2 separate regions of the Homo sapiens genome follow, and region 2 is linked to region 1. Evidence: chromatin loops called from intact Hi-C (ENCODE). Cell type or tissue: transverse colon. All regions are shown on one strand. Links, peaks and the distances in the headings refer to the core of each region. The heading gives the core; the rest is flanking DNA.

Region 1 (12,976 bases), core at 8,894-12,893:
GAGCACTGTGACAAAGGGTGTTATACATGGCACCACCCAGAGCATTTCCCAGTGCCAGGGGAAGATGAAAAGGAAAGGCCAGCCCCAGCTCCCCTACGCCGCAGGCAGGTGCAGTCGGTCCTGAGTGCAGGGAGGCCCATGGCCACTGTCTGCAGGGCTGGGGGAGGGCAGCTTGAGGGGCGTTCGCTCTTTTCTGAATTCATCACTACTGGTGTCCCTGTTGTCACCACAGGAGGTCCTGGAATCCTGAGTGGCTCTGAGTCAGAAAATGCCTCAAGTCCTTTCTGAAGAGGCAGAAATCACAGGATCCCGACATTGGGAAGTGAGCAGGCAGGGGCGCCCTCTGGGCTACCAGGAGGAAAGGGTGGGTGTTTGTAGGGGCCGTTGGCTCAGAGAATGTGCTGCTCAGTATGGCCAGGTGGAGGAAGGAGGGTGTGGACCCTCCTTCACACCCCCTGGAGCCCCACATGCCAGCCTCTCTTCCTGCTGCTTTTTGAGACAGGGTCTCACTGTGTCACCCAGGCTTGAGTGCAGCGGTGCCTCCAACTCCTGGGCTCACGTGATTTTCCCGCGTTGGCCTCCCAAGAAGCTGGGACTACAGGTGGATATCACACCTGGTTCACCTTTCTATTCTTTGATCTAGCTATTTCCTGACTTTATTTTAAATCTGCCTATTGTTGATGTTTCACAGTCACTCAATCTTGTCTCCTGACCTTATTTCTTTTTTACTTCCTTTTTTTAAGCTGCTTTGAATCTTCTACTTCATCCCTCCTGTCTATGATCATCTATTTTTATTTATTTATTTTTGAGACGGAGTCTCGCTCTGTTGCCCAGGCTGGAGTGCAGTGGCACAATCTCGGCTCACTGCAACCTCTGCCTCCTGGGTTCAAGCGATTCTCCTGCCTCAGCCTCCCTCGTAACTGGGATTATAGGCAAGTCTCACTACGCTCGGCTAATTTTTGTACTTTTAGTAGAGATGGGTTTCACCATCTTGGTCAGGCTGGTCTTGAACTCCTGACCTCGTGATCCACCCGCCTCAGCCTCCCAAAGTGCTGGGATTACAGGCCTGAGTCACAGCACCCGGCCTCATCTGCTATTTTAATAAACATTTCCGGCCGGACATGGTGGCTCACTCCTGTAATCCCAGCACTTTGGGAGGCCGAGGCTGGCGGATCATGAGGTCAAGAGATCGAGACCATCCTAGCCAACGTGGTTAAACCCCATCTCTACTAAAAATACAAAAATTAGCTGGGCGTGGTGGTGCATGCCTGTAGTCCCAGCTACTCGGGAGGCTGAAACAGGAGAATTGCTTGAACCCAGGAGGCAGAATTTGCAGTGAGCTGAGATCAGGCTACTGCACTCCAGCCTGGCGACAGAGTGAGACTCTGTCTCAAAAAAAAAAAAAAAAAAGGAAATATGTCCCCACTGTGTTCCCTCGGACGACTGCGGCACAGGCTCACTGAAAGGAAGGGCCTCCTCAAGGCAGGGGGCTGCTCCGAGTTCCAAGGGAGGCCAGGGCAGGAGGGAAAGGCACGAGCGGCTCCCCCAGGCCTCCTGCTGCCAACTCCACACACCTGCACCTCTGTCTCTAATTGTCCTGTCCTAAGCTTTCCTTAAACACGCCATTCTAGTTTTCAGACTCATTCTTCTAAACCAGTTGCCTTGTTTATTTGTGTTATGTAAAGGTCTCTATCACTGAGGGGGAGACTTGGGGGTAGGGCCCGACTCACAAACAGAGGAGGGGGAGCTTCTTCCAGCAAATCCTGGGGCAGGCGCAGAACCCCAGCACGGCTCCACAGGGAACCTGACCGCAGGCTGCGTGGGCAACTCCATCCATGACTTTTAGGCCCCCTGAGCCCTCTGCCATGGTTATGTTGGACCCAGTGCCCTGCACCCAGCCTATGCCCATAAGTGGGCATGCCTGGGGCTCATCTGCTCGGTGCCCTCATCCAGCCAGTGCCTGCACAGCACCAGGGTCCAGGCTATGTGCCAAGCAGACCATAGACCTGGAACCACAGGCCAAGGGCCAGACAGCCCTGAGGAGCCCCCCTGTCCCCAAGGAATGGCTCCCACTCCTGCCCACCCTCCACCTGCACCCTTCCCTCAGGGGCCCTGCCCTGGGGGCTTGAAGGAGTGTGACAAACACTTTCAAGCCTTGGGATGACCTCTCCTGCAGAATGTTTCAGGCAGGTCTGAAACATTCAGACAATCTGTTTCATTGTTTTTCTTGCACAAGGTATAACCACTCAACTCTGAAGAGCCAGGAGGGACAGTGCTTGTGGAAAGGCAGGGAAACAGTGCAGACAGGCCTTCAGCAGTAGCAGCCAGCCCCTGCCAGACCCAGGCCAAAGCTGTCACCACGAATTGGCAAGGCAGCAGCTCAGGCCCTGGGCTAGGGACCATCGTCCCCTCCCACAGTGCACACAGTGCTGGCGTCTGGGCTGTGTGCCTGGCCACGTTATTTCAGTCAGGCCCCTGTGCTGCAGACGTGGAGACTGAGGCACAGAGACAGGTGTGGAGTGCAGATCTTCACTGCATTCAGGTCCCTCCTACAGTAACCACAGGGCTGCTGCCTCCAGGCAGTGGGGAGTGGGAATGGAACCCAGAGGGCCCGCCTGGTGGGGCCAGAGCTCTTGTGAGGCTTAGCTGCGGCAGCCTGGACCCGTCACCGTCTTTCCGAGCTGCCCGAGCATAGTCTGCAGCCATTGTGCCCCTCTAGCCCTGAAGCTGTGCACGTGTCTCCTGACCTCAGCACAAGCATCAAGTTCAAGTTCAACACCACCGTCTAGCACAGTCTTTTTTTTTGAGACGTAGTCTCACTGTCACCCAGGCTGGAGTGCAGTGGTGCAATCTTGGCTCACCGAAACCTCCTCCTGGGTTCAAGCGATTCTCCTGCCTCAGCCTCCCAAGTAGCTGGGATTACAGGCGAGTGCCACCATGCCTGGCTAATTTTTGTATTTTAATAGAGACGGGGTTTTTGCCACGTTGGCCAAGCTGTTCTCAAACTTCTGAGCTCAAGTGATCAGCCCGGCTTGGCCTCCCAAAGTGCTGGGATTACAGATGTGAGCGCCTGCGCCTGGCCCGCATGGTCTTTATTGTAGCAGCATCTCTGCCCTATCACTGTCGCAGGCAGGCTGGTGGCTGGCGGGGTGGTCTTTAGCAGGCTGCTGGCTGAGCCCACATGGACCAGCAGATGCCCTTCTCTGAGCCCTTACCAAGCACACCAAGGGTGTGCCCCCTGACACACATGCGGCCTTGACACTTGGACACAGTGCCCCAAATGCCTCAGCCACCAGCTGCTGACTGCTATAAAGAACCCAGGGAGGGAGGCAGAGGTTGCAGTGAGCCAAGACTGTGCCACTGCACTCCAGCCTGGGCTACAGAGCAAGACTCTGTCTCAAAAAAAAAAAAAAAAACACAGAACCCAGGGAAGAAGGTATCAACTGGCAGTGTACAGCCCCACAAGCCCGAACCTGACCCGAAGCCACAGAGAACGTTTCTGCATGTTCTGATTTTAAAGTAAAATCTCCTACATGTAACTTAATTTCTTAATTCTGGTTTCGATTTCTGGCAGGTTCCTCAATGTGGTTTGAGATTTCAAACCACCAAGGAGAAACGCCCTTGGCTAAGGGCAGGTGTGTGGCCCAGGGCCCCTGTGAGGCCCCTGGTGCTGGCGCAGCCCCACTCAAGCCCCTAGCCTCCCTCCAGCCTCTGCATGCACTGTGTCCTCTCTGCCTGGGACACTTGTCCCTCTCCTCCCAGTGGACACTGCTCACACTTCCTGTTCTGCTTACGTGGCCCTTCCCACTGGAGCCACCACAAGCCCCTGGACAGCAGAAGCCAGCACTGCCGGCATGGTACCACAGAACACTCCAGCCTGTTCCTACTGTGGCCCCTGAGCAGGAGGGGCATGTCACTGCACTCTGTGTATACAATGTAAAGGACCGTGGCTGTGACAGCTGGCAGTGCCACACTCCAGGGCCTTGGGAGGAGCGGCCTCATGGCTGTGAATCTGAGTGCAGAAGAACAGAGTATAAGATTCCCAGGCAAGACAACTGTACACGTATGATGAGGTCAACACAGAGGTCACGTCAAACACAATTCTGCCAGAATAAAACACGAACTAGGGGGCTGCAAGTATCTCCAACGATCAAAAGCAATATTTGAAAAGATTCCACCTGACAGGAAGGGCGTCCCTGCCTCTCCAAAAGGGTCTGGCCCCAACACAGCAGCGGGTGCCCAGCTAAACCACTTCTGTCCTCAGGTGTCGCCACCTAGACGGACCATGTGGCTCCCACCTGCAGTCATGGGCACACTCTCCAGCTCGGCGAGGCAGGCTCCTGACACCGAATCCAGAGGACAACGTCCCGTGTTCACTCTTTGAATTGTTAGAACTCAGGTCTACACAGATGCCAGTCTCTTTTCAGGCTTCACATTTAACTCAATTGCAGAGCTGAACTACTTAGAGGGTTCTGGAGAGCCAACTAAAAAACAAAAATTCCGGCCAGGCATGATGGTGGTGTGCACCTGTAATCCCAGCTACTTGGGAGGCTGAGGCAGGAGAATCACTTCAACCTGGAAGGTGGAGGTTGCAGGGAGCCGAGATTGTGCCATGGCACTCCAGCCTGGGTGACAGAGTGAGACTCTGCCTCAAAAAATAAATAAAAAAAAAAATCCAATTAAACAAAAAGAAGTTTTTTTTCTTTTCTTGGAAAGGAGCAATTCAAAGTTGGAGACAAAAAAGTGAGCTGTTAGCTGTGTCTGACTTTATTCCATTCAAGCTCTTCTCAGCCTGGTGCAGCTGTGTGGGGCCAAGGAAGGGCCGAGTGACATGAGCACCACCTGCCATGCAGTCGGTGGCGAGGAAGCTTCCAGGGATCTGACAGATGTGTCATACAGAATGTAACTTCTAGACAATGATGGGCAAATAATAATAATAATAAAAAAGAATGTAACTTCGCCCCAAATGAGGTCTGGCTTTTGCCTGGGGCTCCTGGGAGGTGATCTCTGAGTCCTTAGAATGTCACACCTAATGGCTGTCTTTGTTTACGTGGGGTCTGGGACCAGTCCTAGGTTGGGGCTTTGGGCTATGTAGTTTCTGCTCACCTGCAGAGGGGCTGGAGATGGAGGTCAGCCACGTGGGTAGCCAGCTGTGTCTTTGTGACCAAGTCCCAGTAAAAATGCTGGACACAGGGTGGGTACGGTGGCTCATGCCTGTAATCCCAACACTTCGGGAGGCTGAGGCGGGCGGATCACTTAAGGTCGGGAGTTCGAGACCAGCCTGGCCAACATGGTGAAACCCCATCTCTACTAAAAAATACAAAAATTAGCCAGGCGTGGTGGCGCGAGCCTGTAATCCCAGTTGCTCAGGAGGCTGAGGCAGAAGAATCACTTCAACCCAGGAGGCAGAGGTTACAGTGAGCCAAGATAGTGCCACTGCACTCCAGCCTGAGTGACAGAGTGAGACTGCATCTCCAAAAAAAAAAAAAAACCTCTGGACACGGAGGCTTCTCTGGTTGGCAGTGCTCTGTGTCAACGTCACCGGGAACATCAGCGCTGTCTTCAACTCCACAGGGAGGAGACAAAGGAAAGCCCTGTGTCTGGAACCGTCCAGATCACCTCAAGTGATCCGCCCACCTTGGCCCCCAAGAGGCCCCATACATCTCTTGCCTTGGTTGATTTTAATCTGTAGCCTTGCACTGTAATAAATCATAACTGCAAGCGTAACAACCGCTAGGGCTCTCGGGGTCCTAGAGAATGACGGCACTTGAGGGTGATCTTGTGGACTTTTCCCACCCTGTGGACCCTGAGTTTGTCTTCCCTCACAGCTTCAAATTTAGTTAAGAATATCAGAAATATCCATTAAGTACACCAATTTTGTACCCAAACATCATGTTTGAAATTATTGCTAAATGGAGGCAGCTTTTCTTTTGCTTTTTTTTTTTTTTTTTTTGCAACAGGGTCTCACCTCTGTCACCCATGGTGGAGTGCAGTGATGTGATTATACCCCACTGCGGCCTTGACTTCTTGTGGTCCTTCTGCCTCAGCTTCCTGAATAGCTGAGTCAACAGGAGTGCACCACCACGCCTGGCTAATTTTTGTATTTTTTGCATAGGCGGGGTCTCCCTGTTTTGCTCAGGTTGGTCTCGTACTCTTGGTCTCAAGGGATCCACAAGCCTCACAGCCTTACAAAGTTCTGGGATTACAGGCGTGACCACTACGCCCAGCTGAGGTAGCTTTTCAACGACTATCTTTCCTGAGTTGATGTGCCCTATGTGATGTTTTCCTGTGCAAATCACATTACAGTGAGTGGACAGACCCACGCCTGCTGTGCTTCCAGCACTCAGGAGGCTTTCTTTAATAGTCATCTTTGTTGTCCTACTTGTAATTCCAACGTAGTTACTCCCAGTCCAATGGGCGACCCCCAGGTCTGTGAATCCATCCATTCCAGTAAGATGTGAGGTTAAATTGAAAACACAGATCAAATCCCCCACTGAGGCATCCTCCCACATGGATCCCAGGTAAGACAGGAGCATTGCTGTGTGACTGAAATGTTGGTGTCCTCTTCAAAGCAGGTCTCAAAATCTCTACCAGAATCAAATGTCCCGAAACAGAACAGTTTCGATAAAGCAGTCACTTAGCAGTAAGAGTTAAGATTTGGGGTTTTTTTTTTTTTTTTGAGACGGAGTCTCGCTCTGTCGCCCAGGCTGGAGTGCAGTGGCACAATCTCGGCTCACTGCAAGCTCTGCCTCCCGGGTTCACGCCATTCTCCTGCCTCAGCCTCTCGAGTATCTGGGACTACAGGCGCCCGCCACCACGCCTGGCTAATTTTTTGTATTTTTAGTAGAGACGGGGTTTCACTGTGTTAGCCAGCATGGTCTTGATCTCCTGGCCTTGTGATCCGCTCGCCTCAGCCTCCCAAAGTGCTGGGATTACAGGCGTGAGCCACCACACCCAGACTTTTTTTTTCTTCTTTTTTTTAAATAGAGACAGAGTCTCACTATGTTGGCCAGGCTCATCTGAACTCCTGGGCTCAAGTGATCCTCCGCCTCGGCCTCCCAAAGTGCTGGGATTATGGGCGTGAGCCACTGTGCCCAGCCGAAAGTTTTAATTTATTGTATGATTTATCATCAAATCTTACAAAGGCTACAAGACTGACTGTAGCAGCTGGGTGAGCCATTCCCTCTTTTGTCAGATGATATACAACTAAATATGACCCTAAGAGGGCTCTGTGAGTCTAAAACTAAAAAAAAAAAAAAGTGGACTAACACTAGACATACTTTTTGTCTGAAAATATTCAGGTTCTTAATAAGCTGAGCATGCTGTTTCTGTCTTTTCAAAAACCAAGGTGTAATGGAATACAGAGAAGTGTACATATCTCATGTGTACACCTTGGTGAATGTACACATCATATACACATCCAGATCTATAGAGAGAATATCCCCAGTATCCTAGAAGGCTCGTCGTGTGGCTTTCCTGCTATTCCCTCTCTCAAGGTAAGCACTGCTTGGCAGCCATTACTGTGGATCAGCTTCTGACCCTCACAGAACTGGAGGCACACAGTAGGCCCTCTTTTTTTTTTTAGACGGAGTCCCGCTCTGTCGCCCAGGCTGGAGTGCCGTGGCGCGGTCTCGGCTCACTGCAAGCTCCGCCTCCTGGGTTCATGCCATTCTCCCGCCTCAGCCTCCCGAGTAGCTGGGACTACAGGCGCCCACCACCACACCCGGCTAATTTTTTGTATTTTTAGTAGAGACGGTGTTTCACCATGTTAGCCAGGATGGTCTCAATCTCCTGACCTCGTGATCCGCCCGCCTCGGCCTCCCAAAGTGCTGGGATTACAGGCGTGAGCCACCGTGCCCGGCCAGTATGCCCTTTTTAGTGTCTGGCTTCTTTCACTCAACAAAATGTAAGCTTCTTCCAGGTAGCAGTACTATGTCTGTTTTCACAGCTGTTTGGGGCCCTGTACGATTAGGCCTCCACTGATCCATGCCCCTGTAGATGGACACTGGGCTGATTCTTGTTTTGGGAGATTATGACCAAAGTGGCTATGGACACGTCTGTCGGTGTGGACAGATGCACTCAGCTCTCCTGGGTAGAACGAGGGCTGCAGGCTGCTGGGTCAGAGGGTATGTACAGGCTGAGCCTCAGAAAATATTATCTTCTGCAGTTCGATGGTTAAAAACAAACAAAGCAAAACAGAAGAGATTGCCAAAGAGCTGCATACTCCTACACGCAGGGTGTGAGGCCAGACTGCTTCAGACTTGCCAGCACTGATGGGCATTCGGCCGTTCTGGGGCGGGTGCTGGTGCAAGTCACTCTGGTTTTAACGAGCATTTTCTTGAAGTTGTGATGCTAATGCAATGACGTGAGCACCTTTCCCCACATTGATTAGTCCTGGGATGTCCTGTGTAAGGAGGCGTCTGTTCCCGGCTCTTGTCCAGCTTTAAATTGTGTTGTCTTTTCCTCATCTATGAGGAGTTTTCACTGTCTCCATCAGCGTGTCCATTAATAAACAGATGTTATTAATTTCAGTGAGGTCTAATTTCTCAATTGTTTGTGATTAGTGGCTTTTGGCTCCCGTGGAAGAAATCGATGCCTACTCATGAAGATTTTCTCCCGTGCTTTCTTCTAGAATTTTGTTTTACCTTTCACGTTCTTACATCCACAGTCCATGTCACGTGGATCCAAGTGCATGGTGTGTGCGTGTGTGGGGGTGGTCGAGGCTCATCCTCTCTACGTGGATACCCAGGAGACCAGTGTGATGGAGACACCCGTGCTTTCCCCACTGCGCTTCAAGGGTCTTCTTTAGGTTGGTAATGTTAAGTTTCCCTCACAAGATTATCATTAGAAATAAAACATGGGGAGGGTCTGTCATTGTCATTAGATTTCTGCGAATTCCCTTTTTTTGTTTTTGTTTTTTGTTTTTCAGGTATTGTCTCACTCTGTCACCCAGGCTGGAGTGCAGTGGTGCAATCTTGGCTCACTGCACCCTCTGCCTTCTGGGTTCAAGCGATTCTCGTGCCCAGCCTCCCGAGCTGGGAGCTCAAGCACGCATCACCATGCCAGTTTAATTTCTATTTTTGTATTTTTTGTAGAGATGGGGTTTTGCCATGTTGGCCAGACTGGTCTCAAACTCCTAACTTCAAGTGATCCGCCCACCTCAGCCTCCCAAAGTGCTGGGATTACACGAGCCACTATACCTGGCCCATGTTTTAAATAAGTATTCTGTATTTATTTCATTTTTTTAAGATACAGGGTCTCATTCCATCACCCAGGATGGAGTGCAGCTGTGTGATCATGGCTCACTGTAGCCTGGACCTGCTGTGCTCAAGTGATCCTCCCACCTCAGCCTCCCAAGTAGTGGGGACCCCAGGCATGTGCTACTGCCCGCAGCTGTATCCCGCACTTTAAGTAACTTAAGTCCTCCACTTGCTTTCCTCTTTGAGGACTTAGCCTTGGAGTTAGGTTTGTGAATTAGAGTCTATATATTTTTTTCTCAATACTGACAACACATGACATTTTCAGATCTGGCATTGAACTTGAATATGTCTCCTTTCCTTCATCATCTGTTTCTCTTCCAATAATAAAAGAACCTTTCTTTTTTTCTCTTTTTGAGACGGAGTCTCACTCTGTCCCCCAGGCTGGAGTGCACTGATGTGATCTTGGGTCACTGCAACCTCCGCCTCCCAGCTTCAAGATTCTCCTACCTCAGCCTCCCGAGTAGCTGGGATTACAGGCATGCACCACTACGCTCGGCGAATTTTTGTAGTTTTAGTAGAGAGGGGGTTTCGCCATATTGGCCATGCTGGTTTCAAACTCCTGACCTCAAGTGATCCGCCCGCCTTGGCCTCCTAAAGTGCTGGGATTACAGGCATGAGCCACCGCATCTGGCTAAAAGAACCTTTTTAAGCAGTATTTTGTTTTTGGAGTGGGCGTCTTGCTCTGTCACCCAAGGCTGGAGTGCAGTGGTGCAATCTTGGTCCACAGCAACCTCCACTTCCTGGGTTCAAGTGATTCTCCTGTCTCAGCCTCCCAAAAAGCGTGCCACCACGCCCAGGTAATTGTTTTCCTATTTTCAGTAAAGATGGGTTTTCACCATGTTGTCCATGCTGGTCTCAAACTCCTGACCTCAAGTGATCCTCCCACCTCAGCCTCTCAAAGTGCTGGGCTGACAGGTGTGGACCACCACAGCTGGCCTTGCGCGGTAATTTTGACTCATTAATTTAGGCACTCCAATTGTTACCATCCTCTAAAACTTCACACTTGGTAAGATTCTCTCCAAACCATGCATGTGGGCTCCCTTCACTTTCCCCTCCAACAGATACAATTCCCCCACGCTCTGCTTCATGACTAACAGCAAACTGTTATTTAAAATCAAACAGTACAACCCTCCCATTACGGGGACAGCCGTACTGGCCAGTGTGTACCAGGAAGTGAAATAAGACCTTGGAGAGTGGAAGACTGGGTGAGTCCTGGGCCAGGCATGGGCCTTACACCTTTGCTGGCTCCTGCCCAGCTCTGTGACCTGCCCTGGGCTGGCAGAAGGTGCACATGCCTCCCTGGGGAGTTGCTGAGAACATTCCTTTCTTCTTATTTAAATGGTACCCATATAGAGTCGCTCACGGAAAAGGATATTAGTAAATGAAAAACATATAAATGGCACTCATGATCCACCAACACGTTATGATCCGCCGCTGGGCCGTGGCCACAGCTGGAACCGCATGCTGCCTCGTATATAGGACATGTCTGTGAGGACAGCGATCTCCAGGCTTGGAGCAGGGCCTGGCAGAGAGCAGGAGTGTGGCCACCATCTCACCAACACAGAGATGGCACAGGTAGCCTGGGAGGGTGCAAGGACAGGAGAGGGCTGCCACTTTCTCTGCTCCAGACATGCCAGCCTCTTGTCCCCAACCTCCTGGCCACACGGGCAGCACCCATTACTGCCATATAACCCCTCATCCCACCTCATCCCTTGAGGCCACCAGGCCACAACTTTGGCAGAGCCTCTCCGCCTGCTGTGGCCTCTGCTGGTGCACTCTCCCCAACCTCCCCTCTCTCAAGGCTCTGCTGCAATGTCCCCTTCTCCGAGACCCGCACCCCTGCCTCTCCTCTCGACCACATGTGACATTCCCTCTCATCACCGCAGATACATGTGTGCTTCCCTGTTCCAGAAAGCATGTTCCTCAGGGCCAGGCTCAAAGACACAGAGATTCAGTCAGTGTTTGTGGATGAGTGAAAGAGTGAGCGGCCCAAGCCTGAGTGTGCAGAGTCAGAGTGCAGATGCCAGGCCTGCTCCCACGGGGACCCCTACAGCCCCCGCCCTCCCCGCCTCCTCGCTTACCTGTCCTTGTACTTGATCACGGCATCCACAATCTTCTTCATCTTCTTGGTGAGGTTGGGTGGGTTAGGGGAGAGTTTCTCGGCAGGCGGCCGCCCGCGCTTCTTCTGCTTCTTGCTCTCGTCGTCCTTGTCGCGGCTGCGGGTGCTGGTGGTCGGGGTGGAGGAGCCGGCGTCGCTGTCTCGCTTGCGCTTCCGTGATGATTTCTTCTGCCGGACCTCCTCTTCGATCTCCTCCAGCGTGCCCTCCTCGATGGCCTTCAGGGTCAATAGTAGTAAAATAGGACAGCCAGCACCCAGGTCGACAAGCAGAGGCCGCGACGCAATCCCAGGGGCCGGGCTGGGACACGGAGGAGGGCCCCCGCACCCGCTCTCCCTTCAGCTTGACTGGCTCGGGGCATAACACACACTGGGACTCTCAAGGGGTGCCTGGGCTGCAGTGAAAGACCAGCACTGCCCCCAGCAGGCACCCCACCCAAGCTTGTCTTTAAAAAACTAATGGTTGAATTTCTTGACCAAAAAAAAAGAACTATCTTCTCTGTACAGAAAAGAACGTGCTCCTGAAATCCCTTCACCCGGAGGTGATGTTGACACCTCTGTTCCACACTCTCCCCATCTATTTCTTTTATTTACTTATTTATTTTTAGAGACAGGGTCTCGACCTGTTGCCCAGGCTGGAGTGCAGTGGCACCATCATAGCTCACTGCAGTCTTGAACTCCCAGGGCTCAAGAGATCCTCCCACCTCAGCCTCCTAAGTAGCTGGGACTACAGGCACGTGTCACCACACTCAGCTAATTAAAAAAATTTTTTGTAGATACGGGGTCTCATAATATTGCCCAGGCTGGTCTTGAACTCCTGGTCTCAAGCAGTGCTCCCATCTTAGCCTCCCAAAGTGCTAGGATTACAGATATAAGCCACTGGGCCTGGCCTCCATCTATTTCTTCTTTTTAAGATTTTTTTTTTTTTTTTTTTGGAGACGGAGTCTCACTCTGTCACCAGGCTGGAGTGCAGTGGCATGATCTTGGCTCACTGCAACCTCCGCCTCCTGGGTTCAAGCAACTCTCCTGCCTCAGCCTCCTGAGTAGCTGGGATTACAGGCGCAAACCACCACGCCTAGCTAATTTTTGTATTTTTAGTAGAGACAGGGTTTCACCATGTTGGTCAGGATGGTCTCAAACTCTTGACCTTGTGATCTGCCCGCCTCGGCCTCCCAAAGTGCTGGGATTACAGGTGTGAGCCACCACACCCGGCCTTTTTAAGACATTTTAAAAATTATTTTTATATTTTTGAGACGGAGTTTCGCTCTTGTCACCGAGGTTGGAGTGCAGTGGTGCAATCTCGGCTCACTGCAACCTCCGCCTCCTGGGTTCAAGCAATTCTCCTGCTTCAGCCTCCCAAGTACCTGGGATTACAGGTACGTGCCACCACACCTGGCTAATTTTTGTATGAAAAATTATTTTTAAATTTTCTTTTTTGTTGTTGTTGAGACGCAGTCTCGCTCTGTCACCAGGCTGGAGTGCAGTGGTGCAATCTCAGCTCACTGCAACCTCCACCTTCCTGGTTCAAGCGATTCTCCTCCCTCACCCTCCTGAGTAGCTGGGACTACAGGCGCCCACCACCACGTCCAGCTAATTTTGG
Region 2 (9,992 bases), core at 2,844-6,843, 350 kb before region 1:
CAGGATTGTGGGGCCAGGAGTGTATACAGGAGGCACACTGAGCGCCCGGGGTATCCATCCAGGGGATTGCATGCATCTGCACGGCCCTGTTTGGGTGATCACTCATAAATCCGACTCGTGCTCAGATTTGGACCTGTGTAACTGCTTGCCCATGGGTCATCTAGGGTGCAATCACATCACACCCCTTTTTATTTGAAACAGGGTCTTCTTGCTCTGTCACCCAGGCTGAAGTGCAGCGGTGCAATCTCAGCTCACCGCAACTTCCACCCCTCCCCCAGGCTCAAGCAATCCTTCCACCTCAGCCTCCCAAGTAGCTAGGACCACAGGTGTGCACCACCATGCCCTGCTATTTTTTTTATTTAGTAGAGATGAGGTTTCGCCATGTTGCCCAGGTGGGTTTCGAACTCCTGAGCTCAAACAATGCACTCACCTCGGCCTCCCAAAGTGCTGGGATTACAGGTGTGAGCCACCGCACCCAGCCTACACTTTTTTGAGGACATGTATGTCCCTAAGAATCTGCATACCATGGCAGACACGGTGGCTATTGCCTGTGATCCCGGCACTTTGGGAAGCCAAAGTGGGAGGATTGCTTGAGGCCGGGAGTTCAAGACCAGCCTGGGCAACATAGTGAGACCCTATTTCTATTAAAAGTCAAAAAAATTAGCTGGGTGTAGTCCCAGCTACTCAGCAGGCTGAGGTGGAAGGATCGCTTGAGTTTGAGGCTGCAGTGAGCTACGATCATGCCACGGCACTCTAGCCTGCATGATAGAGCGAGATCCTGTTTATGAAGAAAAAGAGACTGGGCACGGTGGCTCACGCCTGTAATCCCAGCACTCTGGGAGGCCGAGGTGGGCGGATCACGAGGTCAAGAGATCGAGACCATCCTGGCCAACGTGGTGAAACCCTGTCTCTACTGAAAATAGAAAAATTAGCTGGGTATGGTCGCGCACACCTGTAGTCCCAGCTACTTGGGAGGCTGAGGCAGGAGAATCACTTGAACCCAGGAGACGGAGGTTGCAGTGAGCTGAGATGGTGCCACTGCACTCCATCCAGCCTGGTGACAGAGCGAGGCTCCCTCTAAAAGAAAAACAAAAAAAGAAAAGGAAATGAAGGAAATGAAGGCTGGGCATGGTAGCTCATGCCTGTAATCCCAGCACTTTGGGAGGCCGAGGCCAGTGGATCACTTGAGGCCAGGAATTTGAGACCAGCCTAGCCAACATGGTGAAACCCCGTCTCTACTAAAAATAAAAACATTAGCTGGGCATAGTGGCACAGGCCTGTAATCCCAGCTACTTGGGAGGGTGAGGCATGAGAATTGCTTGAACCTGGGAGGCAGAGGTTGCAGTGAGCTGAGATGGCACCACTGCATTCCAGCCTGGGTGACAGAGCAAGACTCTGTCTCAAAAAAAAAAGAAAAGAAAAAGAAAAGAATCTGTGTACCAGAAGAGGAAATGTGGGCCTGAGTATTCATGAGATCATGTGTGGGGTTGTTCATTGGCATGGGCTGTGGGTGTATAACCGCTGTCAGCATATGTATGTACACAGGATTTCTTGTGTATGAGCATGGGTTGTGTGTATATGGACACTGTTCATGTCTGTTTCTATAACAGGTAACCAAAGTCTGTATATGGTAGGGTGGTGTATATGCAGGCTTGTGAATGTACTCCAGTTGCATGTCCCAGGCTCTGCATGTGTAGGGGGTAGTAGTATGTTTTCTTGAGATTTTATTTTATTTTATTATTTATTTATTTATTTTTGAGATGGAGTCTTGCTCTGTCACGCAGGCTGGAGTGCAGTAGCGTGATCTTGGCTCACTGCAACCTCTGCCTCTCAAGTTCAAGTGATTCTCCTGCCTCGGCCTCCCAAGTAGCTGGGATTACAGGCATGCGCCACCAGGCCCTGCTAATTTTTGTATTTTTAGTAGAGACGGAGTTTCACCACGTTGGCCAGGCTGGTCTTGAACTCCCGACCTCAAGTGATCCGCCCACCTCGGCCTCCCAAAATGCTGAGATTACAGGCATGAGCCACTGCGCCCAGCCAATGTTTTCTTGAGATTTTAAATGTGGGGCTATTGAATGCACCAGTGGTGGCTGGGGTGTTCGTGCTTTTCTAGCCCTCAGCATCTGCAGATGGGCCAAGCTGTAGCCTCCACCCCTTACTGCCTGCAGCTGCCCCTGAGCCTGGACCTGCCCAGCCCCCGGCCCTTCGCTTTGCCTCTGGGCAGCCCTCGAATCCCCCTCCCGGCGCAGCAGAGCTCGGAGGCCCGTGTCATCCGCGTCAGCATCGACAATGACCACGGGAACCTGTATCGAAGCATCTTGGTGAGGGGCTGGGCTGGGGGTCTGCTGGAGGCTGCCCTGCCCTTGGGGCCGGGGCCCTCACCTCACCTCCCGCCCCTCTCTTCCAGCTGACCAGTCAGGACAAAGCCCCCAGCGTGGTCCGGCGAGCCTTGCAGAAGCACAATGTGCCCCAGCCCTGGGCCTGTGACTATCAGCTCTTTCAAGTCCTTCCTGGGGACCGGGGTGAGCAGGGATGGGTTGGAGCTCAGGATAGGGGGCAGCGGGGAGGCGAGCAGACTGACCACGCCCAAGGATGGAGCCCAAGGTTACCCGGGTTCACAGGGCTGTGAGGTGCTTCAGGCAGAGAGTAGGGGTAAGATAATCAGTGGAGGTAAGAGGACATAAAATACCTGTAACCCAACGATGTAGGGTCATGAGATTGTCTTGGCTCAGTGTGAGAGAGAGGTACCAAAGGTCATCTTCCTAAAATTTAAAAGACAATAAGATTGTCCAGGGTCCGGCCAGGCGCAGTGGCTCATGTCTGTAATCCCAGCACTTTGGGAGGTCAAGCTGGGCGGATCACTTGAGGTCAGGAGTTTGAGACCAGGCTGACCAACGTGGTGAAACCCCGTCTCTACGAAACATACAAAAATTAGTCGGGTGTGGTGGCACACTCCTGTAGTCCCAGCTACTCAGGAGGCTGAGGCAGGAGAATAATTGCTTGAATCTGGGAGGCGGAGGTTGCAGTGAGCCGAGATCATACCACTGCACTTCAGCCTGGGCAGCAGAGCGAGACTCTGTTTAAAAAAAAAAAAAAAAAAAAAGACTGTCCACGGACAAGTGACAGAAGGGAGTGTTTCTGACCTTCAATTTGTAGGATGGGCTGGGCATGGTGGCTCACAACTGTAATCCCAGCACTTTGGGAGGTCAAGGTGGGTGGATTGTCTGAGCTCAGGAGTTTGAGACCAGCCTGGGCAACATGAGGAGACCCCATCTATACAAAAAATAGAGAAATTGGCTGGGTGCGGTGGCTCAACGCCTGTAATCCCGGCACTTTGGGAGGCCAAAGCGGGTGGATCACTTGAGGTCAGGAGTTCGAGACCAGCCTGGCCAACATGGTGAAGCCCCGTCTCTACTAAAAATACAAAAAAATTAGCTGGGCATGGTGGCACATGCCTGTAGTCTCAGCTACTCGGGAGGCTGAGGCAGAAGAATCGCTTGAACCCAGGAGGCGGAGGTTGCAGTGAGCCGAGATCGCACCACTGCACTCCAGCCTGGCGACTGAGCAAGACTCTGTCTCAAAAAAAAAAAAAAAAAAAAAAAAAAAATATATATATATATATATATATAGAGAGAGAGAGAGAGAGAGAGAGAGAGAGAGAGAGATTAGCTGAGCATGGTGGCATGTGCCTGTATTCCCAACTCCAACTACTGGGGAGGCTGAGGTGGGAGGATCACTTGAGCCTAGGAGGTGGAGGCTGCAGCGAGCTGAGATCACGCCACTGCACTCCAGCCTGGGTGACAGAGCAAGACCCTGTCTCAATTAAAAAAAAAAAAGGGGGCCGGGCATGGTGGCTCACGCCTGTAATCCCAGCACTTTGGGAGGCCGAGGCGGGTGGATCACGAAGTCAAGAGATCGAGACCATCCTGGCCAACATGGTGAAGCCTCGTCTCTACTAAAAATACAAAAAATTAGCCAGGCATGGTGGCAGGCGCCTATAGTCCCAGCTACTCAGGAGGCTGAGGCAGAAGAATCACTTGAACCCAGGAGGTGAAGGTTGCAGTGAGCCAAGATTGCGCCACTGCACTCCAGCCTGGCGACAGAGTGAGACTCCGTCTCAAAAAAAAAGAAAAAATAGATTGTCTAGGGTCGAGTGAGAGAAGGGAGTGTAGAAGTTTGTCTGATCTTAAGTTTGTAGCATCATGAGATTGTTCAGGCTCAACCTGATGGGATGGGAGACTAAAGGGCATCTGGGCTTAGATTTGTGAGAACTAAGTTTGTTCACCACTGGGACCCTGAAGTTATCTGAACTTGGGACGGGAGAGAGGCAAATGGATAGCCGCGGAAGCATGAGATTGTCCTGTCTGACAGGGAGAAGCAAGGGATTGAGCGTATTCACGCTGAAGTACATGGCATGAGGTTGGCTGGATATTAGGAAAGGATGCTTGTGGTTGTTCAGGTGTTGAGTGTGAGGCCACAAGCTCGTGCAGGCTGGAAGTGGGAAGTTATTCAAGTTCATGGTGACAGCAGCATGGGATTGGCTGGGAGTGGTTGTGGGGGAGGGGTAGGGTGAGCAGGAAGTTGTTTGGCGGGGGGTGGTCTAGGGTGGTCTAAGTTTGCCCAAACTTTTACTGCAGGTTGTCGGTTTTGTTTGTTTTTGTTTTTTTTTTTTTGAGATGGAGTCTCGTGCTGTTGCCCAGGCTGGAGTGCAATGGCAGGATCTCGGCTCACCGCAACATCCACCTCCTGGGTTCAAGAGATTCTCCTGCCTCAGCCTTCCGAGTAGCTGGGATTACAGGCATGTGCCACCATGCCTAGCTCATTTTTTTGGTATTTTTAGTAGAGACGGGGTTTCACCATGTTGGCCAGACTGGTCTCGAATTCCTGACCTCAAGTGATCCACCCACTTCGGCCTCCCAAAGCGCTGGGATTACAGGCACGAGGCATCGCGCCCGGCCAGTTTGCTCAAACTTTTACTGCAGGTTGCCTTGTCTCTATGGTGAGGGGGAGAATATTAGGAGGTTGCCCAGGCTTATGATAAGGGAAGGCATGAGGTGGTGCAAGTTTTCAAGTGAGAAGTCGTCCAGGTTCCCAGTGACAGCAGAATGAGCTTGGCTTGGCAGTAGCTGCAGAGGGACCCATGGCTGTTCAGGTTCGCGGGTGAGTGGCAGGAGGCTCCCGGGTCCTCTGTGGGGGTGACACAAGGTTGTGAGGGCCTATTACCACCATCTCCACTCCTGACCAGTGCTCCTGATTCCTGACAATGCCAACGTCTTCTATGCCATGAGTCCAGTCGCCCCCAGAGACTTCATGCTGCGGCGGAAAGAGGGGACCCGGAACACTCTGTCTGTCTCCCCAAGCTGAGGCAGCCCTGTCCTCTCCACAAGACACAAGTCCCACAGGCAAGCTTGCGACTCTTCTCCTGGAAAGCTGCCATCCCCCAGTAGAGGCCACTGTGCTGTGTATCCCAGGACCACCACCCAACTGTAGCCCATTGGACCCCATCTCTTTTTCTGACTCTGTTGGTACTAGATCCATATTCCAAAGACATCAGCCCATGGGTGGCTGGTGGAGAGCTCAATCCCATAAATGTAGAAAGAGGTGGGGCATGGATACGTCAAATCCCTCCCCAGAGAAATCTTATAAATGTTAGAGACGCATCAGAAGTGACAGATGCGGATGAAAATAGTGACCAGAGTTATGAAACAGGTGTCAGTCTTGTTTATTTTGCGCCTGTGTGCCATGTTCACCCTTTATCAAGATAAAGGAAAACAGCTACCACACACACACCCACACACACACACACAAACACACAGAGAGAGAGAAACCTAAGAGCCAAGACCAGCCCGGGCAACATAACGAGATCCTGTCTCTACAAAAAATACAAAAATTTGGCTGGGCGTGGTGACTCACGCCTGTAATCCCAGCGTTTTGGGAGGCCAAGGCAGGCAGATCGCCTGAGGTCAGGAGTTCGAGACCAGCCTGGCCGACATGGCAAAACCCCATCTTCTAAAAGTACAAAAAATTAGCCGGGCGTGGTGTCATGCACCTGTAATCCCAGCTACTGGGGAGGCTGAGGCAGGAGAATTGCTTGAACCCGGAAGGTGGAGGTTGCAGTGAGTGGAAATCACACCACTGTACTCCAGCCTGGGTGACAGAGCAAGACCCTATCTCAAAAACAAACAAACAAACAAATGAACAAACAAAAAATTTTCTGAGTGTGGTGATATGAGACTGTAATCCTACCTACTTGGGAGGCTGAGCTGGGAGAATCACCAGAGCCCTGGGAGGTTGAAGCTGCAGTGAGCAGTGACTGGGCCCCTGCACTCCAACCTGGAGGACAGAGGGAGATCCTGTCTCAAAAACAAAAAAACTAAGAGCCCTAAGAAAGGTGTTGAGTCGGGTATGACACTCAACCCAGATGCCAGAGAGGATCCTGTCTGGCCGGACACAGTGGCTCAGGAGGGTAATCCCAGTACTTTGGGAGGCTGAGGTAAGAGGATTGCTTAAGTTCAGGAGTCCGAGAGCAGCCTGGGCAATACAGTGAGATCACATCTCACTAAATAAATAAATAAAGGATCCTATCACACAAAGAGGGTTTAGGACTTCCTTCCCCAACATTTTTGGGGTGATATGCCTCTTTTCTACTGTATATATGGGAGAGTGACTAACTGAAATTCCATCAGAATTAGAAACAAATAGCATCATTACCCATGAGTCAATAAGGGCTGTGAGGATGGGCCCTTTCACTTGCCCTCACCTTCTTCCTCTTCCTGTCACAGATAACCCATCTGTGCAAAGAAGAGAAAAAGAGGTTGGGTGTGGTGGCTCACATCTGTAATCCCAGCACTTTGGGAGGCTAAGGTGGAAGGATTTTGAGCCCAGGAGTTTGAGACCAGCCTGGGCAACATAGTGAGACCCCATTTCTACAAAAAAATACAAAGATTGGCCAGGCGCGGTGGCTCACGCCTGTAATCCCAGCACTTGGGAGGCTGAGGCAGGCGGATCATGAGGTCAGGAGATCGAGACCATCCTGGCTAGGTGAAACCCCGTCTCTACTAAAAATGCAAAAAAATTAGCCGGGCGTGGTGGCGGGCGCCTGTAGTCCCAGCTACTCGGGAGGCTGAGGCAGGAGAATGGCGTGAACCCAGGAGGCGGAGCTTGCAGCGAGCCGAGATCGCACCACTGCACTCCAGTCTGGGCGACAGAGGGAGACTCCATCTCAAAAAATAAAATAAAATTTAGCCAGGTTTGGTGTCCTGCACCTGTAGTCTCAGCTACTCTGGAGGCTGAAGCACGAGGATCACTTGAGCCCAAGAGGTGGAGGTTGCAGTGAGCCGAGATTACTGCACTCCAGCCTGGGTGACAGAGCGAGATCCTGTTTCAAAAAGCAAAAAAAAGGGCCAGGCGCAGTGCTCACACCTGTAATCCCATCATTTTGGGAGGCTGAGGTGGGCGGATCACTTGAGGTCAGGAGTTCAAGGTCAGCCTGGCCAACATGGTAAAACCCTGTCCCTACTAAAAAATATAAAAATTAGCTGGGCATGGTGGTGGGTGCCTGTAATCCCAGTTACTCAGGAGGCTGAGGCAGGAGAATTGCTTGAATCCAGAAGGTGGAGGTTGCAGTGAACCGAGATCATGCCATTGCACTCCAGCCTGCGTGACAAAGTGAGACTGTATCTCAAAAAAAAAAAAAAAAATGCTGGGCACAGTGGCTCTAGCACTTTGGGGGGGCAAGACGGGTGGATTGCTTGAGGCCAGGATTCCAAAACCAGCCTGGCCAACATGGTGAAACCCCTTCTCTACTAAATATACAAAAAATTAGCCGGGCATGGTGGCAGGCTCTTGTAATCCCAGCTACTCGGTAGGCTGAGGCAGGATAATCACCTGAACCAGGCAGGCAGAGGTTGCAGTGAGTCGAGATCGCTCCACTGCACTCCGGCCTGGGCAACAAGAGCAAAATTCTGTCTGGAAAAAAAAAAAAAAGAAAAAGAAAAGGATTGTGAGGATGAAAAGAGAGGCGTGAGCTCTCTGTCAGCGTTGGAGTACAATAGAGAGGATGAAATGAGCTGTAGGGCGAACTGCTACATAGTCACAACCACAATAATATGCCCACTTATGAGCTCCTACTCAGCAGAGAACATCAGCTATGGTCTTTACATCTCATTGCACTAATCGAGTTCTTTCTGTTGCAAGCGACCAAAAACCCAATTCAAAGAGGCATGTGCAAAAAAGGACATTTGTGGCTTATGCAGTTGAAATGTCCAATGAGTAGGGCTTCAGGCACAGTTGCATCCAGGCACTCATAAGATGTCATCAGGGTTTTCTTGCTGTCTCTTTGCTCTGATTTGCTCTGAGAATGAGATAGTCCATTGTCCCCTCAAATTTAATCACCTTCTTCTATGGTAATGGAACCACTGATTTTTAGCTGGCCTCCCAAAGTAAAAGCCATATTTCCCACCTCCTCTGCAGCAAGGTGTGGTCATATCTGGCCACTGGCTAAGTCTTGGCCAATAAGATATAAAGGGAAAGGATGTGAACAAATTTCAGAACCTGCCCTTAAAGGGAAGCGGTGTGTCCTTCTTTTCCCCCTTTCCTCCCTCCTGCTGGTGGGAATGAAGACGTGGAGTGGATCATTTTGGATTAGGTGGTTCACACTGTCTGAATAGCTGAGCAACAAGCTAGAAGGAGCCTGGGCCTATGAGACCAGGGAGCTACCATATTGGACTGTTGATACTTGGAGTGTTACATAAAAGAGAAATAAATTTTTATCTTACTTAAGCCACTATTATTTGAGTTGCTGTTACAGTAGCCCAAATAATATTTTATTTAATATAGCTGTACTCATAGCTGGGTGTGGTGGCATGCACCTGTAATCCCAGCTACTTGGGAGGCTGAGGCGAGAGAATTGCTTGAACCTGGAAGGCGGAGGTTGCAGTGAGCCGAGATCGCTCCACTGCACTCCAGCCTGGGAGACAGAGCAAGACTCCGTCTCTACAAAAAAAAAAAAAAAAAAAAAAATACACACACATATATATATATATAGCTCTACTCCAAGGCAGGCTCATACCTTGTGGAGGCATAGGCTTATATCCCAACAGCTCCCCCATCCCATGCAAGCAGAGCCCCTCCTTCCCATCAGCTCCAGCAAAAAGTCCCAGAGCAGGCGCCCATTGGGCCAATTTGTGTCATGTGTCCACCTCTAAACCAATCACTGTGTTCAGGGGAATGAGATGTGCTGATTAGCCAGGCCTGGGTCCTGCGCCCACCCTTTGAGCTGGCACAGAAACTTTGAATCACAGGGGTGGAGCCTGGGAGAGTCCATAAGTGGACATTAAATGTGGGGGCTGTTATGAGGAGAAGGGGGAGTTCTGGTGAATGGGCAAAAAATAATCACTAGGTTTTCAAACATTATCCCTGGAGCAATAATGAGGAATGCCCAGGAATTATGTGGGTTGGGAGTAGAGATACAGAAATTTAAGTATCATATAAGGTCTGATGAAAGACCAATTACTAGCACACAACATGCTTTTTTTTTTTTTTTTTTTTGAGACAGAGTCTTGCTTTGTCGCCCAGGCTGGAGTGCAATGGCGAGAACTTGGCTTACTGCAACTTCCGCCTCCCCAGTTCAAGCGATTCTCCTGTCTCAGCCTCTTGAGTAGGTAGGATAACAGGCGTGTGTCACCACGCCTGGCTAATTTTTGTATTTTTAGTAGAGACGGGGTTTCACCATTTTGGTCAGGCTGGTCTCGAACTCCTGGCCTGATGATCCACCTGCCTTGGCCTCCCAAAATGCTGGGATTACAGGTGTGAGCCACTGTGCCTTGCCGCTCCTTTACAGGCTTTTTTTAAATTTTGGTCTTCTGTGAGTATTAAGACCTTAAGACCAGCCAGGCACAGTGGCTTATGCCTGTAATCCAGCACTTTGGGAGGCCGAGTCAGGTGGATCATGAGGTCAGGAGTTCGAGACCAGCCTGACCAACATGGTGAAA

What was found. Peaks named below come from ENCODE experiments on the same cell type or tissue, not always from the same donor. Only the 100,000 strongest peaks of a DNase experiment are listed, where the experiment ranks them.
Region 2: a loop joins it to region 1, with 3 times the contacts of the local background. A loop is called at or near these places in 1 of 110 quality-filtered maps.

The regions. Positions count from the first base shown.
Region 1 is chr19:11,039,926-11,052,901 of GRCh38, reverse strand. SMARCA4 (SWI/SNF related BAF chromatin remodeling complex subunit ATPase 4) reads right to left here. Exons shown (of 35, transcript NM_003072.5): 30 at 11,342-11,595. Among named protein-coding and RNA genes, the nearest start is that of LDLR, 43 kb to the left of the region's middle. RefSeq lists enhancers at 3,476-3,765, 3,856-3,905, 6,503-6,552. In transverse colon, for the core only: no CTCF peak of the experiment used is centred there; a DNase peak (open chromatin) is centred at 10,474.
Region 2 is chr19:11,389,774-11,399,765 of GRCh38, reverse strand. It overlaps RGL3 (ral guanine nucleotide dissociation stimulator like 3), which reads left to right. Exons shown (of 19, transcript NM_001035223.4): 17 at 2,169-2,321; 18 at 2,408-2,522; 19 at 5,246-5,706. The coding sequence ends at 5,364. Among named protein-coding and RNA genes, the nearest start is that of EPOR, 10 kb to the right of the region's middle. In transverse colon, for the core only: no CTCF peak of the experiment used is centred there; no DNase peak of the experiment used is centred there.